Linked DNA regions of Homo sapiens: region 2 is linked to region 1. A link is an interaction called in ENCODE POLR2A ChIA-PET data of the cell type or tissue named here. Cell type or tissue: GM12878. All regions are shown on one strand. Each heading gives the region's core, and the rest is flanking DNA. Links, peaks and the distances in the headings are about the cores only. Region 1 overlaps UBE2L3 (ubiquitin conjugating enzyme E2 L3). Region 2 overlaps MAPK1 (mitogen-activated protein kinase 1).

Evidence for each region. Peaks named below come from ENCODE experiments on the same cell type or tissue, not always from the same donor. Only the 100,000 strongest peaks of a DNase experiment are listed, where the experiment ranks them.
Region 2: POLR2A ChIA-PET joins it to region 1 with 5 read pairs; 2 of 35 experiments call an interaction of 5 or more read pairs at or near these places.

Annotation. Positions count from the first base shown.
Region 1 is chr22:21,586,872-21,589,674 of GRCh38, reverse strand. The region is part of intron 1 of UBE2L3 (ubiquitin conjugating enzyme E2 L3); the gene reads right to left. Among named protein-coding and RNA genes, the nearest start is that of UBE2L3, 21 kb to the right of the region's middle. RefSeq lists a silencer at 1,459-1,518. In GM12878, for the core only: no CTCF peak of the experiment used is centred there; a DNase peak (open chromatin) is centred at 1,554; H3K4me3 peaks cover 581 bases; H3K27ac peaks cover 845 bases.
Region 2 is chr22:21,761,992-21,764,794 of GRCh38, reverse strand. MAPK1 (mitogen-activated protein kinase 1) reads left to right here. Exons shown (of 9, transcript NM_002745.5): 9 at 555-2,803. Among named protein-coding and RNA genes, the nearest start is that of YPEL1, 28 kb to the right of the region's middle. RefSeq lists enhancers at 24-73, 84-133. In GM12878, for the core only: no CTCF peak of the experiment used is centred there; DNase peaks (open chromatin) are centred at 1,415 and 1,879; H3K27ac peaks cover 1,819 bases.

The DNA of each region.
Region 1 (2,803 bases), core at 207-2,706:
TCTCAACAGGGTGTTGCTGGCATCCAGATACGACTCTGCACTTGAGCCTCCCAAGCCCTTACCCTGAGACAGATGCCAGGCACTGTGACCAACCCACCCCAATTTCCCAACATCCTCTACAGCTTCTACTGAGAACCACGGGCACTATGAGTGGCCAGGATGCTAAAAGACCTGCACTGCACAAGACGGTCCTGTGGACAGAAACTATTTAGCCCAAAATGCCAATCATGCCGGGCGCAGTGGTTCACGCCTGTAATCCCAGCATTTCGGGAGGCCGAGGTGGGCGGATCACGAGGTCAGGAGATCAAGACCATCCTGGCTAACATGGTGAAACCCCGTCTCTATTAAAAATACAAAAAAAATTAGCCGGGCATGGTGGCGGGCGCCTGTAGTCCCAGCTACTCGGGAGGCTGAGGCAGGAGAAAGGCGTGAACCCAGGAGGCAGAGCTTGCAGTCAGCCAAGATTGCGCCACTGCACTCCAGCCTGGGTGACAGAGCGAGACTCCGTCTCAAAAAAAAAAAAAAAAAAAAATTCCAATCATGCCTCCACTGAGGAAAACAACTTCAAGAAGATAAATTCAGGCCAGGCGCAGTGGTTCACACCTGTAATCCCAGCATTTTGGGAGGCCAAGGCAGGCAGACTGCTTGAGCCCAGGAATTCAAGACCAGCCTGGCCAACATGGCAAAACACTGTCTCCACTAAAAAAAATACAGCCCGGGTGCAGTGGCTCACGCCTGTAATCCCAACACTTTAAGAGGCCAAGGCAGGTAGATCACGAGGTCAGGAGTTCAAGACCAGCCTGGCCAAGATGGTGAAACCCCGTCTCTACTAAAAATACAAAAAATTAGCCGGGCGTGGTGGCAGGCACCTATAATCCCAGCTACTTGGGAGGCTGAGGCAGAGAACTGCTTGAACCCAGGAGGCGGAGGTTGTAGTGAGCCAAGATTGCGCCACTGCACTCCAGCCTGAGTGACAGAGCAAGACTCTGTCTCAAAAATAAATAAATAAAAATAAAAAATAAAAAAAAGTAGCCAGGCATGGTGGTACATGCCTGTGGTCCCAGCTACTTGGGAGGCTGAGAGGTGAAAGCGGAAGAATCACCTGAGCCCTGGCAGTCAAGGCTGTGCAGTGAGTCAAGATTACAACCACTGCACTCCAGCCAGGGCAACTAGAGTGAGACCCTATCTCAAAAAAAAAAAAAAAAAAAAAAGAAAGAAGAAAAATTGGAATCATTCAGAGATCAGTTCCATCTGAATATCTGAGACTCAAAAGGCCAGATGACTCAAACCCTCAAGATGGTTGTAAACCCTCAAGCAAAACTGTGCCCCGATAACTGAGAATGGTCCTGACAGTGAAGAATTAGGGAAGGAATTGAAGGAAACCAATGTAAATTCCAAGAAGTGGAATTCAAAAGGATGTTACAAATGACAGAAGAAAGGACCTGATAAAAACCGCAAGAGCAGCCCAGCTCTAGAACAGAGTTAGGAAGACCAAAGCCAAGAATGACAGATGCTTACAAATAACACTCCCACAAAGGTTTGTTTCAGTTCTGCTCAGAGCAAGAAGCAACCCAAGTCAGCTGCTCAGGGCTGATGGTGCAGTGCTGACAAAGAGAGAGTTCAAGGGAAAGCACCAGGCAGCTCACACATTCCTTCTCTTGATGGGGACAGCAGGCTTCCCAACCAGGGCAGGTGGTGCAGGAGAAAGAGAGCAATGCTTCTCAGAATGAGGTCCACTTCGGAGCCCAAGTAGACTTCAGTGTATAGAGGGGAACTGAAAAAGCCCAGGGGTGCCACCCAGCTCCTGAAAATGGAAAACACCCATGCCCCAAACTCAACCCCAGAGAGCTTGATGCCCACTCCAGGGCAAAGTGTGAAGCATGGCAGAGAGGGATGGTTACTTAACAGCTTTGCAAGCACTAACAGGAGAGATGGGCCCTGGGCCCCAGCAGAAGGCCACGGACTCAAGTCCTGAGAGGAGATGGGAGAACAGGACACTGCTGTATATAGCCAGTGCTCAGTCACACAGCTCAGATGTACACACCTGCGTCTTGGCAAAGCAGTTAACAAAGTTCCTCTTTTGCTTCTTTTTGGGGTCTACAATGAGGCCTAGAAAACTGTTCAAAATCTCCCCAGGTAACCCTCACACAAGGCCAGGTTTCAGAACCCCTCAGGAGCCACTAATCAAGAAATCTAGGCGAGGCGCGGTGGCTCACACCTGTAATCCCAGCACTTTGGGAGGCCAAGGCGGGTGGATCACGAGGTCAGGAGATCGAGACCACATGGTGAAACCCCGTCTCTACTAAAAATACAAAAATTAGGTGGACATGGTGGCGCCTGCCTGTAGTCCCGGCTACTCGGGAGGCTGAGGCAGGAGAATAGCTTGAACCAGGGAGTCGGAGGTTGCAGTGAGCCGAGATCGCGCCACTGCACTCCAGCCTGGTGACAGAGCAAGACTTCGTCTCAAAAAAAAAAGGAATCTATGCCAGCGCCAGGCGTGGTGGTTCATGCCTGTAATCCCAGCATTTTGGGAGGCCAAAGCAGGTGGATCACTTGAGGCCAGGAGTTTGAGACCAGCCTGGCTGACATGGTGAAACCCCATCTCTACTAAAAATACAAAAATTAGCCAGGCATAGGGGTGCATGCCTGTAGTTCCAGCTACTCGGGAGGCTGAGGCATGAGAATTGCTTGAACAAGTGAGACAGAGGTTGCCGTGAGCCAAGATCACACCATTGTACTCCAACTCCAGCCTGGGCGACAGAGCGAGAACCTATCTTAAAAAAAAAAAAAAAAAAAAAAGGCC
Region 2 (2,803 bases), core at 218-2,717, 180 kb before region 1:
TTTGGCTGCAGTTCACCTCTACATAAAAGAGACCACTTCTCCCTCTTAGCCCATCTCCAAGTCCACAGTTTGGCTATAGTTAGCCCATTCTTCTTGCCCCACCTCCTGAGTGGCAGATGGAAACCACAGCTCTGAAAGTGCTCTGTGAAATAGTAAGTGATACTCTGCTAGATTTTCATGCACTAGTGTTGGATATCTTACGGTAAATAAAGGACATCTTAGGAACACTGCAGTCAGCGTAGGCTGGGGGAGTGGCGTCTTTCCTATGAGTGTTGTGGAAACCACCTCAGAACTGTCTGAGAGGAGGTGCCTGTGGAGTGAGGGCTGACCCTGGCCCCTTCAGAACTGCCATGTGTTATCCTTGCCCAAATGTGTCCAAAGAAATGGCCATTTTGCAGGAGTCTTTTTTCCCTTTTCTGTTTTCATAATGCTATTGCTGCTGCTGCTGTTTTAATGTGGTTCACTGTTGTCACTTTTGTGTTTTGTGATGCTGATGATGATGCTGTTTTCACATGGCTCACTCTTAACTCAGTGGTCTGTTTGTGTTTCTATAGGACAAGGGCTCAGAGGACTGGACGTGCTCAGACATCGGTGTTCTTCTTCCCAGTTCTTGACCCCTGGTCCTGTCTCCAGCCCGTCTTGGCTTATCCACTTTGACTCCTTTGAGCCGTTTGGAGGGGCGGTTTCTGGTAGTTGTGGCTTTTATGCTTTCAAAGAATTTCTTCAGTCCAGAGAATTCCTCCTGGCAGCCCTGTGTGTGTCACCCATTGGTGACCTGCGGCAGTATGTACTTCAGTGCACCTACTGCTTACTGTTGCTTTAGTCACTAATTGCTTTCTGGTTTGAAAGATGCAGTGGTTCCTCCCTCTCCTGAATCCTTTTCTACATGATGCCCTGCTGACCATGCAGCCGCACCAGAGAGAGATTCTTCCCCAATTGGCTCTAGTCACTGGCATCTCACTTTATGATAGGGAAGGCTACTACCTAGGGCACTTTAAGTCAGTGACAGCCCCTTATTTGCACTTCACCTTTTGACCATAACTGTTTCCCCAGAGCAGGAGCTTGTGGAAATACCTTGGCTGATGTTGCAGCCTGCAGCAAGTGCTTCCGTCTCCGGAATCCTTGGGGAGCACTTGTCCACGTCTTTTCTCATATCATGGTAGTCACTAACATATATAAGGTATGTGCTATTGGCCCAGCTTTTAGAAAATGCAGTCATTTTTCTAAATAAAAAGGAAGTACTGCACCCAGCAGTGTCACTCTGTAGTTACTGTGGTCACTTGTACCATATAGAGGTGTAACACTTGTCAAGAAGCGTTATGTGCAGTACTTAATGTTTGTAAGACTTACAAAAAAAGATTTAAAGTGGCAGCTTCACTCGACATTTGGTGAGAGAAGTACAAAGGTTGCAGTGCTGAGCTGTGGGCGGTTTCTGGGGATGTCCCAGGGTGGAACTCCACATGCTGGTGCATATACGCCCTTGAGCTACTTCAAATGTGGGTGTTTCAGTAACCACGTTCCATGCCTGAGGATTTAGCAGAGAGGAACACTGCGTCTTTAAATGAGAAAGTATACAATTCTTTTTCCTTCTACAGCATGTCAGCATCTCAAGTTCATTTTTCAACCTACAGTATAACAATTTGTAATAAAGCCTCCAGGAGCTCATGACGTGAAGCACTGTTCTGTCCTCAAGTACTCAAATATTTCTGATACTGCTGAGTCAGACTGTCAGAAAAAGCTAGCACTAACTCGTGTTTGGAGCTCTATCCATATTTTACTGATCTCTTTAAGTATTTGTTCCTGCCACTGTGTACTGTGGAGTTGACTCGGTGTTCTGTCCCAGTGCGGTGCCTCCTCTTGACTTCCCCACTGCTCTCTGTGGTGAGAAATTTGCCTTGTTCAATAATTACTGTACCCTCGCATGACTGTTACAGCTTTCTGTGCAGAGATGACTGTCCAAGTGCCACATGCCTACGATTGAAATGAAAACTCTATTGTTACCTCTGAGTTGTGTTCCACGGAAAATGCTATCCAGCAGATCATTTAGGAAAAATAATTCTATTTTTAGCTTTTCATTTCTCAGCTGTCCTTTTTTCTTGTTTGATTTTTGACAGCAATGGAGAATGGGTTATATAAAGACTGCCTGCTAATATGAACAGAAATGCATTTGTAATTCATGAAAATAAATGTACATCTTCTATCTTCACATTCATGTTAAGATTCAGTGTTGCTTTCCTCTGGATCAGCGTGTCTGAATGGACAGTCAGGTTCAGGTTGTGCTGAACACAGAAATGCTCACAGGCCTCACTTTGCCGCCCAGGCACTGGCCCAGCACTTGGATTTACATAAGATGAGTTAGAAAGGTACTTCTGTAGGGTCCTTTTTACCTCTGCTCGGCAGAGAATCGATGCTGTCATGTTCCTTTATTCACAATCTTAGGTCTCAAATATTCTGTCAAACCCTAACAAAGAAGCCCCGACATCTCAGGTTGGATTCCCTGGTTCTCTCTAAAGAGGGCCTGCCCTTGTGCCCCAGAGGTGCTGCTGGGCACAGCCAAGAGTTGGGAAGGGCCGCCCCACAGTACGCAGTCCTCACCACCCAGCCCAGGGTGCTCACGCTCACCACTCCTGTGGCTGAGGAAGGATAGCTGGCTCATCCTCGGAAAACAGACCCACATCTCTATTCTTGCCCTGAAATACGCGCTTTTCACTTGCGTGCTCAGAGCTGCCGTCTGAAGGTCCACACAGCATTGACGGGACACAGAAATGTGACTGTTACCGGATAACACTGATTAGTCAGTTTT